Linked DNA regions of Homo sapiens: region 2 is linked to region 1. A link is an interaction called in ENCODE POLR2A ChIA-PET data of the cell type or tissue named here. Cell type or tissue: Panc1. All regions are shown on one strand. Links, peaks and the distances in the headings refer to the core of each region. The heading gives the core; the rest is flanking DNA.

Region 1 (8,000 bases), core at 1-8,000:
GTCTCACTCTGTTGCCCAGGCTGGAGTGCAGTGGTGCAATCTCAGCTCAATGCAACCTCTGCCTCCTGGGTTCAAGCAATTCTTGTGCCTCAGCCTCCTGAGTAGCTGGGATTACAGGTGCGTGCTACCATGCCCGGCTAATGTTTGTATTTTTAGTAGAGACGGGGTTTTGCCATGTTGGCCAGGCTGATCTTGAACTCCTGACCTGAAGTGATCTGCCTGCCTCAGCTTCCCAAAGTGCTGGAATTACAGGCGTGAGTCACCGGGCCCGGCCTCCCTTTTATTTTTAGTTGGCATATAATAATTGTACATATTTAAGGGATACACAGTGATATTTCAATATGTTTATAAAATGTGTAATGACCAAATTGGAGTAATATCTATCACCTCAAACATTTGTCATTTCTTTGTGTTGTGAACATTCAAAATCCTTTCTTCGGCCTGGCACGGTGGCTCACACCTGTAATCCCAGCATTCTGGGAGGCTGAGGCAGATGGATCACTTGAGGTAAGGAGTTCAAGACCAGCCTGGCTAACATAGTAAAACCCTGTCTCTACTAAAAATATGAAAGTTAGCTCGGTGTAGTGGTGGGTGCCCAGCTCGGGAGCCTGAGGCACGAGAATCACTTGAACCTGGGAGGCAGAGGTTGGGGTGAGCTGAGATTGTGCCACTGGACTCTAGCCTGGGTGACAGAGTGAGAATCCATCTCAAAAAAAAAAAAAATCCTTTCTTCTAGCTTTTTGAGAATATATAATAGATTATAGTTAACCATATTCATCCTGCAGTGCTACAGAACAGCAGAACTGATCCCTCCATCCAGCTCTGATTTTATATTCATTAATCACCCTCTCCCCATCCTTCTCTCCCTCCTATTATTTATAGTTCTGCAAGCTGTATGTGATTGCCTGTTTGCACATACTCTCATCAGTCAATAGTATTAGATTTTTTAAAACCTTCACCAATATATTTAATAGTGATGTTTCATTGCTTCAGTAGTATTTTTTTTAGTTTGAGATTGAATATCTTTTCACATATTTATTGACTGTTTATATTTTTCTGTAAACTGCCTAATGTCTAAGGTCCATTTTTCTCTTAGGAATCTCTTTTATCTTCAATTTTAGAAAGCTCTTTATACATTACAGAAAATATTTTCTCATCATGTGCTATTATTTTTTTCTCTATTTTGCCTTTTGATTCCACTTATAGGCTTTTCTTAGAGAAGTTAATATAGGCGCATTATGCAGGAGTATTAAATTTTTAGAGAATCAAGTTTTCATTATGGCTTTTGGTGTTGATCTTTTAAAAATTAAAAGGAATTCATGAGGATTTCCCATGGGCTAAACAATACTAGGTATCTTGAGGGAGGTAAATGAGGCACAAGCTAGGCTTTTGACTTCGAACAATTTGTAATGTACCTGCTTAGATAGTATACATGGAAAGTTTAAAGTGACCTGCGACCCTGCCTGAAAACAGAAGAAATGTCTTAAAAGAGGATATCAGCATGACCTGCAGATGTCAGGGCAACAGATTTCATGAAGGAGTTGACTCTTGAACCAAGCTCCAGAGAATGAGTAGGCTCTAGCTAAGTGGCAACATGAAAGGTGAGCATACTGGGTGGGGCGGAGGATGCCGTGAGAGAAAGCTTCAAGGTTGCGTTGCTAAGTCCCTTAAGCTGCTACATTAATTGTTTTGGGTCAGAAGGCAGAGTTTGCATCCACTTGACCCATTCAGCACAAGAATGCACAACCCATCATCTCTTCTACGGCTGTTCCTTCTAAAGGGCTTCCAAACAGTGAACTGAGGTGCCTCCCTTGCATGAGGCTGAGACAGCCCCTCGAATGACCAGGCTAAGGAATAGCGAGCCTCTGTTAGAAAGCTCTAACATGTTAGGAAGCCTGGTGTTGAGAAGAGAGAAGCTTTTTCTCTGAGACTTTGAATATCATGGTCTTTGGCCAGCCAGGTCTTAGACTTTGGTTCCCTACATTTTTTTTAATACAGATAGGGTCTTGCTCTGTCACCCAGGCTGAAGTGCAGTGGCACAATCATAGCTCACTGTAACCTTGAACTCCTGGGCTCAAACAATCCTTCCTGCCGCAACCTCCTGGGTAGCTGGGACTACAGGTGCATGCCACCTTGCCCAACTAATTTGTTTTTAATTTTTTGTGTAGACGGGGTCTTGCAGTGTTGCCCAGGCTGGTCTCAAACTCCTGGCCTCAAGCTATCCTGCTACAACGGCCTCCCAACGTGCTGGGATTACAGGTGTAAGCCACTGCACCCAGCCAGTTGTCTGCCTTTTCAAGTATGAAGATACCTTTTTCTATGTCAGGAAATACTGTGTCCCTACCACTCCCTGGTCATAACAGTTGTGCTTTTATTTTTTCAGAATACTGCCAGTGCTTACTGAGCAGGTGCTGATCACTGACCCCTAAAAATAACTTGAAAGTTCTTGGGGCTCTGAGACCCACAGGTTGGGAACCACTGGTATAGGCTATTACCCAGGTGAACTCTGTTGCCATATTCAGCCCACCCTTTGCCTTTGGTCTATAGGAGCTTGTGTTTTGCTGTAGAAGGAGCAGCAGGTGTCATAGTTATTCATTATCCTCTGTCTCTAACTACACAGATCTTGGCTGTCAAGCCAACTTCACACTTCCTACTCTATAAGGAGCTGATAATTGACTTTCTCTCTTCTTCCCAATACCTGTAGATGGCCGAGACAGAGGTTCAAACCCATCCCTGGAAAGTACAAGTAGTGAGCTGAGCACAAGTACGTCAGGTATGCAGATTTCCACCAGTTGCCAACTTTGAGCAGCTTTGCCCTGATATAGAGTTGCCATACACCATGGTGTAAAGCCAGGATTGAGCAGTCAAGGTTGTTATTCAAGGTTGGCAGATGGCCAGATTTTAGCTGGGAGAAGGGAAAGGACTGTTTCATTCTCAATTTAGTTATCCAGCAACAGAGAGAAATAGAGGTAAATACCCAAAGAAGGTAGTTGGCACTTAGCATCTTCTATTCAAAGATGGTAGCATAGGTTTGCCCTTCATTTGAGGAAAAATTAAGACCTATTTACAGGCCTTTTACAGAAGGACATTGAGGAGATAAAAGTTTGGTGGGAGGTGGCAGCAATATAGCATTTCCTTAATTCCTCTTGCTTCTCTGGCCCCACACATTCTTGTGTCCCAACAGAGGGAAGTCTGAGTGCCATGTCTGGCCGGAATGAGCTGCACAGTAGATTGCACCCCCATCCTCAAAGTTCACTCATCCCCATGATGTTCTCCCCACCTGAGTCACTGCTGGCATCCTGCATCCTTCGCGGGAACTTCGCAGAAGCCCATCAGGTGAGGGGAGGCCATACCTTTTCAGCCCCTGAATGACTTAGCATCAGGTAAGGCTCGGAGCATGTACAACCAGAGCCACCTGGGAGCACTCAGGGGTCCACATCAAGCAGAAGAAGCAGAAGCAAGAGGGGGTTTCCATGTGCCCAGGCCCAGTCTTCAGCAGGGTGGATTGAAAGATAGTGAATTGTTTGTGGTTCTTAACATAAGCAGTGTTTTTAAAAGGTGAAAGAAAATATTCAGCCACACTCCCACCACTTAAAAGCATGGAAACTTTTGTTTCTCTCCTTGACTCCTTCTCTGAACATATACATGGGTTTTTGTTTGTTTGCTTGTTTGTTTGTTTGTTTGTTTGAGACAGAGTCTTGCTCTGTTGCCCAGGCTGGAGTGCTGTGGCACGATTTCTGCTCACTGCACCCTCCACCTCCCAGGTTCAAACGATTCTCCTGCCTAAGCCTCCCAAGCAGCTGGGATTACAGGTGCCCACCACACCAGGCTAATTTTTGTATTTTTAGTAGAGACAGGGTTTTGCCATGTTGGCCAGGCTGGTCTCGAACTCCTGACCTCAAGTGATCTACCTGCCTCAGCCTCCCAAAATGCTGGGATTACAGGCATGAGCCACCACACCCAGCCCATGTTTTTATCTAGTTAAAAATTATAATACAATTTCCTTTTCTTTTTTTTTTTTTTTTTTTTTGAGACAGATTTGCTTTTGTCACCCAGGCTGCTGGAGTGCAGTGGCGCGATCCCAGCTCACTGCAACCTCCACCTCCCATGTTCAACCGATTCTCCTGCCTCAGCCTCCCGAGTAGTTAGGATTACAGGCATGCACCACCATATCTGGCTAATTTTTGTATTTTTAGTAGAGATGAGGTTTTGCGATGTTTGTCAGGCTGGTCTCAAACTCCTGACCTCAGGAGATCCACCCGCCTCGGCATCCCAAAATGCTGGGATTACAGGCATGAGCCATTGCGCCCAGTCTCAATTATAAATAGAATGCCAGTTCAATATACAAGAAGTATGGAGAGCTAGCAGACTAGAATATTTGTATTGTAGAGAGAAAATAGCACTGGAATGGTAATCAGAAAGACTGAACCTCTCTGAGCTTTGGTTTCCTCATTTGAAAATTGGAGTTAAATGTAATACCTGGTTTTTCTACCTCATAGGAATGTTAAGAGGATTATGTTCTAGCCGTGAGAAATATAAAAATCCTCTACTATTGATTAAACTTAATAACAAGTTATTAAACTTAATAACATAAAATAGTACTCTTCTAATTTTTAAAACCCTCTTGGCATATTAATGATACTTTTACTGGTAGTAAAGTATTTGGTAGTTTATCTACGTAACATGTAGGTCAGAATTGTTCTTTCATGTGAGTTCAGTTTTTGAGGAATAAATCTAGGGAACTCTAGGTAACAGGACAATTTTTACTTAACCTTCTCTGATCATTTTAGATCTTATACTTTAATGATAATTATAATTATGATCCTTGGAGGAGGATAGGACCCTCCCCAGCCCCAGCCTTTCTTTTTCTTTTTTTTTTTTTTTGAAGCAGAGTCTCACTTTCTCACCCAGGCTGGAGTGCAGTGGCTCGATCTCGGCTCACTGCAGTCTTTGCCTCCTGGGATCAAGCGATTCTCCTGCCTCAGCCTCCTGAGTAGCTGGGACTACAGGTGCACACCACCACTCCTGGCTAATTTTTATATTTTTAATAGAGACGGGGTTTCACCATGTTGGCCAGGCTGGTTTTGAACTCCTGACCTCAAATGATCCACCCTCCTTGGCCTCCTGAAGTGCTGGGATTACAGGCACGAGCCACCACGCCAGCCCCTCCCCAGCCTTTCTAATACTCAAATCCAGAGGAATTTAGCTAGGAGTCCCATGATATTTTACCCCTAAATGTCCTCCACTTCTCCTCCTTTTCTTGAGCCGTGGTCTTTTTTTTTTTTTTCAATAAAAACTTTTATTTTTTGACCTGGATACAGACAGAATAAGTTGTACATATACGACAATATCAGAAAGTATTAACAAGAAAATAAAATTACTTTTAACCCTATAGTATGGAACAACCAATATTAAAAATTTATTTTTTTGGCCAATATTTCTCCAAAATATGTATGACTTTTATATAGCTGAGATTATTTCAAATCTAAAACTTTATATCATGCATTTTTACATTTTAATATTAGCATTTGTCTTTTAACCTTGATTTTAGTGACCTTACAATAGTCTGATCAAGTAGCTGCATTTAACCATTTTCCTGTTGCTCAAGATTTAGATTATTTTTAACCTTGTAATAGTTGTAATATATAGTGCCAAGGTGATTACGTTTAGGCATTAAGCCTTTTGAATTATTTTTTTAAGAAAGTTCCTCATAAAAACTACTGAGTCAAAAGATGTAAACATTTTTAAAGCTTTATGGATTGCCAAATTGCTTTTCAAAAAAGTTGTGACACTTAATGTTACACCATCTCCTGAGGATTTATTTTTGTGCTTTGTTATTGTGATAGATGCAAAATGTTATTGTTACTTAAATTCCTAGATTACTGACAAGGGAAAAAATATTTTCTCATTTATATATTAGTCATATATATTTCCTCTGAAATTGTCCACATCTTTTGCCTATTTTCTACTGAGGCTTTGGTGGTTTTCTTACTTTTATGAATTATTTTTTATAGTTGACCTGCTCTTCTAACATTCAGTGCTCTTCTGACCCTACAAAGCACAAAGACATCTTAGGGCCACAGTCTAATGGTTGGCAAGATCTCCTATCCATGGACATTCCCTAAATCAGTGGGACCACCAGGGCCCACACACTCCCTCTCCTATGACAGGTGCTGTTCACGTTCAACCTGAAGTCCTCACCCAGTTCAGGGGAACTGATGTTCATGGAGCGCTACCAGGAAGTGATCCAAGAACTGGCCCAAGTAGAGCACAAGATTGAAAACCAGAACTCAGATGCGGGTAGCAGCACCATTCGGAGAACTGGCAGTGGCCGCTCAACTCTACAGGCCATTGGCAGCGCTGCAGCAGCAGGTCAGGCTTCCCTGCTAACACCATAAGTGGTGAGGTGGCTGGGAGAGGGGGTAAAAGGGGAGAAACCACTAAAATCCTAGGCTCCTCATGAGGGTGAGCAGAAATTAAATACAGGACACCTGCCTTGAAAAACAGCAAACCTGATACGTCCAGTTTTCCAGCTGTGCCCATCCTCCTTGCCCAGGCTGTTCAGATACCACCACTCAACCTACTGCATAAAGCTTATCCTGTGTGATTTAAATGAAGCCTGTGAATGCTGTTTTTAACCTGTGTTTTGATGGCCACTGTCTCTGGCTTCAGGAAATGGTTAGGAGTTTATTTCCTTCCCATGTAATTACTCAGGGATAAAGCATATTGTTTTACTGTTCTATAAAGTGCAGTTGGGTATTAAAATTTAAGGCCTAGAATTCACAGGTCTCAGTTTCCCAACCTTGGATGCACTGCAAAAGAGCCCATCCTTTCATTACTTCTTGAAGTTGGAATCTTGTTCCACATTTTCACAACTCTTACTGGCCTAGGCCCTACATACCATGGTACCATCACATATTGCTTCCTATATATTATCCCAGAAATTTTCTATGCCTATTCACAAGAACATACACACATCCTTTCTGTTTTTAATATAAATAGGTTCTTAGGACAATACTATAGTCTACCTTGCTTTTTAGTGATGCGTTCTAGAGATCTTTTCTGATTAGCACACACAGATCTACGTCATTCTTTCTGAACCTACTTTGAGATTCCGTTTGGAAAAAGCCCTCCCTCATCTGGACCACTCTGAGTCTCTTGGTCTTCCTTTCATGCCACTGTTTTGAAGCTATAAGAGTGGGCCATAATGATAGTGCTAATATACATGAAAGATACCCTGTGCAGATGAACCTCAAACATTTTGAAAGTAACTACTTTACCTAATAAAAGTTGTAGTAAGAATCCTTTTAACCCTTTGCTTTTTATTCCTCTGCTGGGCGGCCAGGAATGGTGTTTTACTCTATCTCTGACGTGACTGACAAGCTGCTCAACACCTCTGGAGACCCCATCCCCATGCTCCAGGAGGACTTTTGGATAAGCACGGCTCTAGTGGAGCCCACTGCTCCCCTGAGAGAGGTTCTGGAAGACCTCAGTCCCCCTGCCATGGCTGCATTTGACCTAGCTTGCTCTCAGTGCCAGCTCTGGAAAACCTGCAAGCAGCTTTTGGAGACAGCCGAACGGCGTTTGAATAGTAGCCTTGAAAGGCGGGGTGAGTGTGCTGTGTTAGCTGTATCCCTTCATTCTCAAATGAGATGGGTTTCTGAGAGTCTTGATAAATTGTCCAGGAAGAAAGCAGTTATTGGAGGAGGCAGATGGTGAATGGATTATGAAATTTTGTCACATACAATCTGATGGCATAAATACAGTCTGTTGAGAGACAAAATAGACATAGCAATTTGGGGAAATTCTTTATTGAATTATAGGTGAATTCAAAGAAGAAATATACATTTTAAAATGGTATCAATGGAATTCGAGCCTTAAGACTCCATGCCTTTCTCCTTGGTGAACTTCACTTAACCTAAAACCTGAGACCATCTTGAATTTGTAAGCCAGGTGTAAGGGAAAACTTAATGAGTCACAGTTGGAGGGATGATCATACC
Region 2 (10,135 bases), core at 1,993-9,992, 150 kb after region 1:
AAGCTGCTGTCCTCAAGAAACAGGCTAAAAGTGTGTTGCCCATTGGGGGTTTGCCCTGACATCAGTTATAGTTACTTACTTGCCAATCAGCAGATCAAATGTTCGTTCCATGACCTTCTGGATACCAAGTCGATCAATATCTCTCATGGAAAAATACTGGATATCATAGTTCTTTAAAATAAAACTGTGATGAGATATAAAGGGAGGAGTCCTTAGTTTAAAGAGCATTTTTAACAAATATGTATTTGGGGGAGAGGGTGGGTTTGTTGTAGTGACCTGCAATAGACCAAGTTAAGCATCAGCCTTTCAAATAGAACATAATTGGCTAGGACAGGCCCTAAACTTCAGCCAAATGCATCAACTTACTGTTCAGGAGGGTCCACGTCTCTCAGACCAATATACACAATACTTGCAGAAGAGATACAAGGTTTGATCCAGGAAAATCCTGGGAGTTGTGGTACCTATGAAAGGGAGAAATGGACAGGATTAATCAAGAATTCTTGTTCTCACCAAGATCATTATCATGTGCGTCCGTGGGTATGCAATCTGCTTTCTTCTGCCACCCACAGGGTAAGTTTAGAGCAACACAGGACACACTTGATCTGGGAAGGAGAAGTGACACAAGGTGGAAATGTTTCAGAAGGGCAGCTGAGGAACACAGTATTGCTTTCTCAAGACGAATAAAATCTCTAAGGTTGTCTTGGTTTCTCATTAACTTACCTAGTAGCAGGAATACTGCTGATTAGCCCTTTTCTATCCCATTGCACATTACTGACTTGTTTACAGATTGGTTCTTGAAGCATAACCTGGTTGCCATCTCAAGTTGCCAACAGCCGACACAGGACTTCCGCCCAATGAATAATCTTTGTAGTGTCCTGGTTTGACTTGGTCCCTCACTGAGGGGAGGGATATACAGATTCTAGTCTGTGCCTAACATGGACTCCCATATATTCTGAACTGCTCAGGAAAATATTACCCAGAGGTCATGGTTTTATTTGTCTTCTAGATCAGTGTGTCTGAGAGTATGGCCTGGGAGCCTCTAACCAAGAAGTCCTCAGGCTGTGGGTATATCAGTCGCTATTGTTACTACCCCCTCCTTGCTTTCTTACAAAGAACAGAGACTATGTCTAGTCTTTATACCCCTAGCATCTGGCAGACTGCCTGGTCCATAATAGTGATGAACAAATGAAGGAGTGGTAATCCACACTCAACCCACCCTTCACCAAAATCTTAACTGAACTAGACCAACTCCAGCAAAACCCTGCAAGCCATTCACCTTTCTTTTCGTTTTGGCCCACTGACCTTATCCTGTAGTTCTCTGAGGAGAAATGAAACTGGCTGTCCATGGAGATTTCCTGATGAAGTGGTAAGGGGTGTGTTGATGTCAGCATGGGCATCAACCCAGACAACACAAAGGTCTGGGCAGTGTCGGGCATGGCCACTAATGGTACCGATTGCCAGGCTGCAAAGAACAAGTATAATCTTGAAGGCCCTCTGCTTGGCAAACATGACCGATAACAAACGTCCTCAGCCAAAACAACTTATACTCTCTCCACAGTGCAAAGCCAGGGCCTAGATGGAGACTGGGTTTGGGTGAGGCAAGACCTGTAGTTGTAGTTCTCAAAAATTAATCTTGAGTGATAAAGCCCTAGAGATTCGAAGCTGGTGACTTGCTACCCTGCAGTGTGACAGATGTCACTGCTGTCCTGTCCCCAAATCCGTATAATTTTATCCATTAGCCCTGCTCAGAAAAGAACCTCAAATATTTGTTCAATGAATGAAATCAAGTTAAGCCAGACAAGATGGTGTACACCTGTAATCCTGGCTACTCAGAGGACTGAGGTGAGAGGATCACATGAGCCCAGGGGTTCAAGACCAGCCTGGGCAAAATAGTCACACCCTGTCTCCAAAAATGAAAAAAAAAAAAGAAATCTAGGTAAATGGTACAGTCTATAGGTAACGACTCACCAAAATCTGTAAGAAAAGCTCTTGGAGACATTAACAGGGTAAACCATTAAAGACCTAATTTAGACCACTGAGTAAAAAGATGTATTGCATGTTACCTTATATATATTAGCATGGCATTCAATTTTTTTTTTTTTTTTTTAAGACGGAGTCTCGCTCTGTTTCCCAGGCTGGAGTGCAGTGGCGCAATCTCAGCTCACTACAACGTCCGCCTCCTGGGTTCAAGCTATTTTCCTGCCTCAGCCTCCCGAGTAATTGGGATTACAGGCACATGCCACCATGCCTGGCTAATTTTTTGTATTTTTAGTAAAGATGGGGTTTCAACATGTTGGCCAGGCTGGTCTTGAACTCGACCTCAAGTGATCCACCTGGCTCAGCCTCCCAAAGTGCTAGGATTACAGGCGTGAGCCACTATGCCCAGCCTCAAATATAAGATCTTAAAGTGTATTTCTGTTTTTGCCTTTCCTTGTCCTTGGGCTCTGCTTACATTAGCCAACTGTTCTGTCTCAATTCTAAGAATACACCTGATGAAATAAATGTTGGAAAGCTTCCCAGTAACCAAGGAATTTGACATAGATGGGAAATGCAGCTTAAGCATCTTAGGACTGCAACCATCCTTCTTGGTCAATATAGCATGAGACAGCTATTCTAGGTGCCATGTCCCACACTGGTTGGGTCTTTTGAGGAATAGCATGGTCTAGTGAAAAGGCAGTGGATTAAGTCAGAATACTAGAGTTTTAGTCCTGGAAGAGCTGTGTGACTGAAGACAAACCATCTAATTTCTTTAGATTTCAGTTTCCTTTTCTGTGAGATAGGGATAATAATAATACTTGGCCTGTGTAAATCAGAGTTGCTTTGATGATTAAAGTAGTAATATATGTTAAACTACATAAAAGGAGCAGTGACCTAAAAATGGCTCTTCTTGAAAATGTTCAACAGCTATTCAAGTTATGCACTTATCTCTTCCTCTCTAGAATTTCAGATTGCCTAAGCTTTAACATTGAGCTGGTAAGCAGTAACATGGCTGCAATATAGATAGCCACAGGAAAAGAAAACAAGATCTGTGGTAATCACATTGATCAGTGGTCCCCAAACAGTGAGACTTGACCAGAACTCAGAACAGCAGACAGACTTAATAAATTTCCAGAGACTACACTGAGAAAGGAGGCAGGAGACTTGCCCTCTGGTTGATTTAATTGAATGGCCTAGTCATCTCAGTAGGGAACCTGGGTGTGACCGTTTTCTTCAACCTGAGTCTTTTTTTTTTTTTTTTTTTTTTTTTTTTTTACTCCCAAGGAGGAATCTACCTGCTTCTCCAGATGTAACAAAGATTTCATTTCTGTTCAGTGATCTGAAAAGCTTTCTCAGCACCTCAGGGAAAATAATCACCAGAAGAGTCACACTGGATTTGAATCCCAGCTCTATTTCCTGGTTCTAGTCCTTGGATAAGTTATATTTTCTTTCTTATTTATTTATTTTTAAGAGACCTGATCTCACTGTGTTGCCCAGACTGGCCTCAAACTCCTGGGCTCAAGCAATCCTCCCACCTTGGCCTCCTGAGTAGCTGGGCCTGCAGGCATGCACCACTGTGCCCACCTTGGATAAGTTCTTATATATCTGTCCCTACATGCTTCCAGCAGTAAATGATAAAACCATATCTACCACCTAGCATTGTTAGCAGAATTAACTGAGAATATGTATGGAGTGCTCAATACTCCTAGTACTTCAGTGCCTTCTTCCTACTGAAGACCTTCATTGCTTATTTCAAATCACATTCCCTTGTGAAATCTATTTTAGTCCAGACTGATCTCTTCCTCCTTTGAAATTCTGTAGAATTCAATATTTTTGTTTATTCCATGTATATTTATTTCATCTAGGCCTTAATATATCACAAATTTCCTGCAATCTCTAGCACTGCTGAGAAAATATCAGAACAGTGCTCAATAAAGTACATGCTGATTCAGGAGGAGACAGGATCAAAGGACTGATTGCATGAGTCACTAGGGTCCATATTGTGGAGGCAGAAAATGTATCCACAGCTGGGCACAGTGGCTCATGCCTGTAATCCCAGCACTTTGGGAGGCCTTGGCAGAAGGATCGCTTGAGCTCAGGAGTTCGAGACCAGTCTGGGCAACATGGCCAAACCCTGTCTCTACAAGAAATACAAAAATGAGCCAGGCATGGTGGCATGCACCTGTAGTCCCAGCTACTTGGGAGGCTGAGGTAGGAAGATGGCTTGAGCCTAGGAGGCAGAGGTTGCAGTGAGCTGAGATCATGCCACTGTACTCCAGCCTGGGCAACAGAGCCAGACCCTATCTCAAAAAAAAAAAAAAAAAAAAAAAAAAAGAAAATGTAGTAACATGCCAAAGGGGATTTCTAACAGGTCTATTAGCAGAAATGCTAACAAAAACTTGCACATTCAGCCTATCAATGGATCTTTCTAATTCTCCAAAGTCATAAGATAAGTCTCAAGAAAGCTTTCCAGGAGACAAGCATGTTAACACAGTGCCTAGGAACCTTGCCTAGTATACCTCTGAACTTGCTGTGTCTGAATGTACATATTCTTACTGTGCAATGTGTCATACAAAGAAAACCACAGTGCCCCTTGAGCAGCTCAGGATCTTAGACATTTAAATGCTTGCTGTTCATTTTAATATCTACCCTAAAAATTCTGTAGGGTATTTTTCTCCAGATGAAGAAACAGATAAAGAAGCTAAGTTATGAGCCCCAAGCACCATGTAATCCATCCCCTCACCACGCCTGGCTCCCAGCTTACCTGTGGTCTCCTCCCAGTGTGACACAGCTGTAGCCATCTGACACAGCTCTGCTAACCACCTCAGCCAGTTCCTGGTTGGCAAGACCCACTGAGCGTGGATTCACTATCAGGTTGTTGTAGAGATCATCTTTGGGGACTGGAGTAAAACTCAAATCTCCAAAGTCTTTTAGGTGGCAGCCTGGAAGCAAATGAGGGATGACAAGATGAATTTTCTGTGCTATCTCCAACTCTTAACTAGCCTGGGCCACAATGATAATACGTGACAAAGTACACATCATAATCATTTTGTCACAGTAAAATTTAAAATGTCAAATGATTGTGGGAAGATTATCTCGATCCTATTATGAACAGTTTTGCAGATGTTGGAAACTGAAACTAAGAGATATCGATTGACTTAACCCAACAATAAAAAAATGGTTAACCATTAGACCTCAGATATCCTGGAGTGATAGAGTAGAAATAAAATATCAAAAAGAACCAACAATCTTAAAGAAAATTAAGAACCAACAATTTTAAAGGAAATTAAGTACTATTAATTTAGCAAAAAAATACACAAAGAGAGTCTCATTTTTTTAAACTTTCTTTTTGTAGAAATGGGGTCTTGCTATGTTGCCCCAGCTGGTCTCAAACTTCTGACCTCAACTGATCCTCCCGCCTCATCCTCCCAAAGTGCTGGGATTATGGGCATGAGCCACCTGCCTGGCCAAGAAATTCACATATTATAAACTTTTATAAATAGCCAATCTGAAACATCCTAAAAGAAATATCTAATATTTATTGATTATTTACAAGATCCCAGGCATTGTTCTAGCTGCTTAACATAAATTCTTATTTAAGACTCAAAACAGTTGTGTGAGGCAACTAAAATGTGCCTATTTGGTGGATGAGGAAACTGAAGCAAAGAGAAGTAACCGCCCAAGTTACACAGCTATTAAGTGCCAGAATCAGGATCCAAATCTAGGCCATCTGGCTCCAAAGTTTGTACAGGTTGAGTACCCATTATCCAAAGGCTTGGGACCAGAAGTGTTTTAGATTTTTTATTTTTTTCAGATTTTGGAATATTTGCATTATATATATATTGAGATATCTTAGGGATGGAACTCAAGTCTAAACACAAAACTTGTGTTTCATACACACTTTATACACATAGCCTGAAGGTAATTTTATATAATATTTTAAATCATCTTGTGCATGAAACAAAGTTTGTGTGCATTAAACCATCAGAAAACAAAGGTGTCACTATCACAGCCACCCATGTGGACAATATGATTGTTTGGCATCACCATCTTCCTGACTCTGAATTTATATGCTACTGATAGGCAGTTATTTTCTTACTTTTTCACACATAAGTACTTAAAAGCAGAAAATATGACATACCATTAATACAGTGTGTTCAGGGTAACTTGTAATGTCATATTGGTGCTCAAAAAGTTTCAGATTTTGGAACATTTCCGATTTTGGATTTCTGGATTAGGGACGCTCAACCTCTATCCTTTACTATGCAGTTTGTCTCCTAAGGAATTCCTCATGAGTCCAACACTTTAAGAACTAGTGCTATATTCTCACAGCTTTGAATATTTCCCCACCTAAGTTGGATGCTACATTTAGGATGAGGACTAAATAATCTGACTGTATCAAAAAGGGATCTGAACTATCAGAGAACAGAACATTGACATAGATTATATTCTTAGGGTCCTGGTATTGGTGGGAAAGGGGCAGTAACAAGATAAGACGTGGCGTATCTTAATATTTGCAGAGATTTGTGTTAAAGGTTCGGATTAAGAGCAGCATGGACTCATCATGAATTTAAATTATAATTTTGAGCTCTACCTCTTGAACCCAAACTCAATCCAAAGCCAAAATTCTGAAGAAATATAAAAATTTGAGGAGCAGTGACCATAACAAAAAGCCATGAGGCCAACCAAGGAATTGCCACCGCAAGAGATATTGGAAACAAGACAGAAAACTTTGTCCTATTCTTTTTTTCCTCCCCAGCCCTTGTGTCACCCAGACCTATTCTTAAAGGTGAGATACACCTACAGCAAGAATTCTGTATTTATCTTTTGGTCATTACACTTTAAGAAATAGTCATATAAAAGGCCCCAACCTGGAGAAGATCCAGACAACCAGATAAAAAGGTAGCAGAGCAGGGGTAGGAGGAGAAAAATATGACAACAGGCCAAAGACATTGTGAACCAAGATAAAAATGTGAACCAAATAAAACATCTATAAAAATCTTTTATTTTTTTAAAAAAAGACAAAAAGGTTTGAGTAAAGTCATTATGGACTTCACCAAATCTCAAAATATGGAGAGGATACTTTAGACTTAAGAGAATGAAAGCTTTAATTAACCTTCAAGTCAATATCAAGTCTTTCCTCTGTCTGTTGACAACACAATCCTGGACTGCACAGACTTTTTTTTTTTTTTTTTTTTTTTTTGAGACAGGGTCTTGCGCTATCATGCAGGCTGGAGTGCAGTGGCACAATCTCGGCTCACTGCAACCTCCACTTCCTGGATTCAAGCAATTCTCCTACCTCAGCCTCCCAAGTAGCTGGGATTACAGGTGTGCGCCACCACGTCTGGTGAATTTGTTTTTGTATTTTTAGTAGAGACAGGGTTTCGCCATGTTGGCTAGGCTGGTCTCGAACTCCTGACCGCAAGTGATCCACCTGCCTCGGCCTCCCAAAGTGCTGGGATTACAGGCATGAGCCACTGCACCCAGTGTACTGTACAGATCTTGAATGGACAATTCCTGGATGTTTCTACTTTCACCTCCATGTTTATCTCAGCACTCTCCTTAAATCACATCAACCATTAGGTTCTTACTAGATGTAAGACACCAGGGTATGCCTGGTGTTTTATAATATTAGGTGTACAATTATAAAAGATTTATAATCTTTATAAATTTATATTTTGGTAATTGCACTCTAAGGAATAGTCATATAAAAGGCCCCAAACTGGAGTTAAATAATATTAACTAACGTTTCAGAACTATTTGCCAAGCACTTTCATTCAATCCTCATAGGACCAAGAAGAAATACAGGGAAATTAAAGTGCTCAATCCAGTGGATAAGTCACAGAACTTTGGGACTACCCAAGTCCAATCATGCAAACCAGGATGTAGACTCAGATAAACGTGACAGAAAACAGTACTCACTTGTATTAGAAAAAAGCTGCACAAAGCCTAAAAAGGAACCTAAAGAGAATTTGGCAATCTTACAGTAACGTTCCCAGGAAGAGAGACTGAATTTCATAGAAGGATTTCAGTCGCTAATTCAGGCCACCACTCTGCTCTCATTACAGGTGCTAGAAGGGTTACTAACTTCTGTCGGGGGTTCATCAGATTAATTCCCAACCTGGGTAGTGGATTCTGTCCACATTGTCCAACTCCATTTACTCCGATGCCATCTCACCAAACAGCATTCTGGCTATTCAGTTGGTTTCCCACATGCCTTAATATGGGCAAAAGCTTCTAGACAGTGGACACTGGAAGGACTACTGCTTAACATAATTATGCACGGGCATTTTGGTTGATCCAGCATGGTTAGCATGAGTCTGGGTCTGAAAGCCTGATGAGCTATGCACTCAGCAACCTTGTGTTTCTGCATCCACAAAGCTAAGGGCCAGCCTCCTCTAAAGGGATTTATACCTTGAGAGGCCCTGCCTGAGTGGCCTACCTTCCTGCTCCCAACTCTGTTTTTTCTTTTTTCCCCCTAGAATATTCAGGAAGAACGAACTCAACTCTATAATTTGCACAGTTTCAGTGCCAGGTAAGGACTTGGGACAATGAGTCCTAAAGGAGTCAGGGGAAGTTCACTGAGGATCAGGGGCGTCAAAGAAGAACTCCTATGACAAATAGTTTGTACTTGCACTGTTTTGTTTTGAAATTCTCTGTAAAATTGGATAACGTGTATATCAGAGGTCCCAAACCTACTGCCCGGGTTTTACTACTGTATCCTTTCAGACTTTAATCATTTTTTTTCTTTTTTTTTTGGATTATTTGTAGAGACAGGGTCTCACTGTGTTTTCCAGGCTGGTCTCCAACTCCTGGGCTCAAGTAATGCTCCCATCATGGCCTTCTAAAGTGCTAGGATTACAGATGTGAGCCACCATGCCTGGGCTAGTTATAGGCATAATACATAATATTATTTTAAGTAAGGTTATTAGAGTAAATTAACTGTCATAGCAAAATATGTTTGAGCCCAAAATATGGCTCAAACAAGTTTATTTCTTGTTTGTTTAGCATCCAGGGTAGATATTCCAGGTCAGCAGGAGGCTTTCCTTTATGCAGTAATTCAGAGACCTGGCTTGTGGCTCTCATGCCTAGGACTTTGCCATCTGTGTGGCTAAGTCTAGGTCTCCCCAGGTTCAAGGCAGCGGGAGAGGAAGAAAGCATTGAGAAAGCACACCTCCTCTTTTCAAGACTCTGGCCTGAAAGTGGCACATTACTCCTGCTCACTTTTGGCACTGGCCAGCAAATGCAGGTCTAGCTTATGTCCAGAACAGAATGCGAATGGATTTTGGTGGACAGCTAGCAATGTATGCCACCGTGAGTACTTTTTTATTCTACTGCCATAACCTTTAAGAACAAAATATGAAAGTTGCTCTAGGATTACAAATTTATGTTAAACTATTCTAGTTAATTACATAACTGAATCAACAAATACATGATGCCAGCCTGATGTCACCTCTTAAGAGCTTTCTCCTCTAATGCCCACTGTGCCAATAGTATTGGGTACTACCAATACCCAAAGGACTGGTAGAACAGAACCCTAGTTCTAGGATTATCTGAACCCTGGTTCTAGTATGTTGTTGTAGAAAACATGAATTGTAACCCATCTGCTACAGTTTTTTTTTAAGAGGAGTGAGGAGGCTGATGGGAAGTTAACTTTTTGTAACAGCAGGATGAACTGAGTAATATTAAAGTTCTTTTTTTTTTTTTTTTTTTTTTTGAGACAGAGTCTTGCTCTGTCGCTCAGGCTGGAGTGCAATGGCATGATCTCGGCTCACTGCAACCTCCACCTCCCTGGTTCAAGGGGCTCTGCTGCCTCAGCCTCCCCAAGTAGCTGGGATTACAGGCATGCACCACCATGCCCAGCTAATTTTTGTAGTTTTAGTAGAGACGAGGTTTCGCCATGTTGGTCAGGCTGGTCTCGAACTCCTGACCTCAAGTGATCCTCCCACTTCAGCCTCCCAAAGCGCTAGGATTACAGGTGTGAGCCACCATGCCCAGCCTTAAAGCTATTTCTTTATCAGAGTGCTGTGGCAAGTTCTTCTGGTTCATAGGTCATAAGAAACGGTCTCACTAATTTTTCAAGAAGCTTAGGGTAATGATGAAAAATGCAGACATTGTAATGTGTAAGGAATATGTGTCTGGCTGTTATGCCTGTGGG

What was found. ChIA-PET counts read pairs that join two places held together with the same protein. Peaks named below come from ENCODE experiments on the same cell type or tissue, not always from the same donor. Only the 100,000 strongest peaks of a DNase experiment are listed, where the experiment ranks them.
Region 2: POLR2A ChIA-PET joins it to region 1 with 18 read pairs; 2 of 35 experiments call an interaction of 5 or more read pairs at or near these places.

Annotation. Positions count from the first base shown.
Region 1 is chr14:67,788,944-67,796,943 of GRCh38, reverse strand. ZFYVE26 (zinc finger FYVE-type containing 26) reads left to right here. Exons shown (of 42, transcript NM_015346.4): 13 at 2,705-2,773; 14 at 3,185-3,336; 15 at 6,171-6,372; 16 at 7,346-7,609. Among named protein-coding and RNA genes, the nearest start is that of ZFYVE26, 24 kb to the left of the region's middle. In Panc1, for the core only: no CTCF peak of the experiment used is centred there; no DNase peak of the experiment used is centred there.
Region 2 is chr14:67,636,970-67,647,104 of GRCh38, reverse strand. ARG2 (arginase 2) reads right to left here. Exons shown (of 8, transcript NM_001172.4): 3 at 4,742-4,919; 4 at 1,303-1,462; 5 at 367-461; 6 at 80-184. LOC124903331 (a long non-coding RNA gene) reads left to right here and starts at 7,392. Exons shown (of 2, transcript XR_007064218.1): 1 at 7,392-8,512. It overlaps VTI1B (vesicle transport through interaction with t-SNAREs 1B), which reads left to right. Exons shown (of 6, transcript NM_006370.3): 6 at 1-20. It also overlaps a transcript of GPHN not described here. In Panc1, for the core only: no CTCF peak of the experiment used is centred there; no DNase peak of the experiment used is centred there.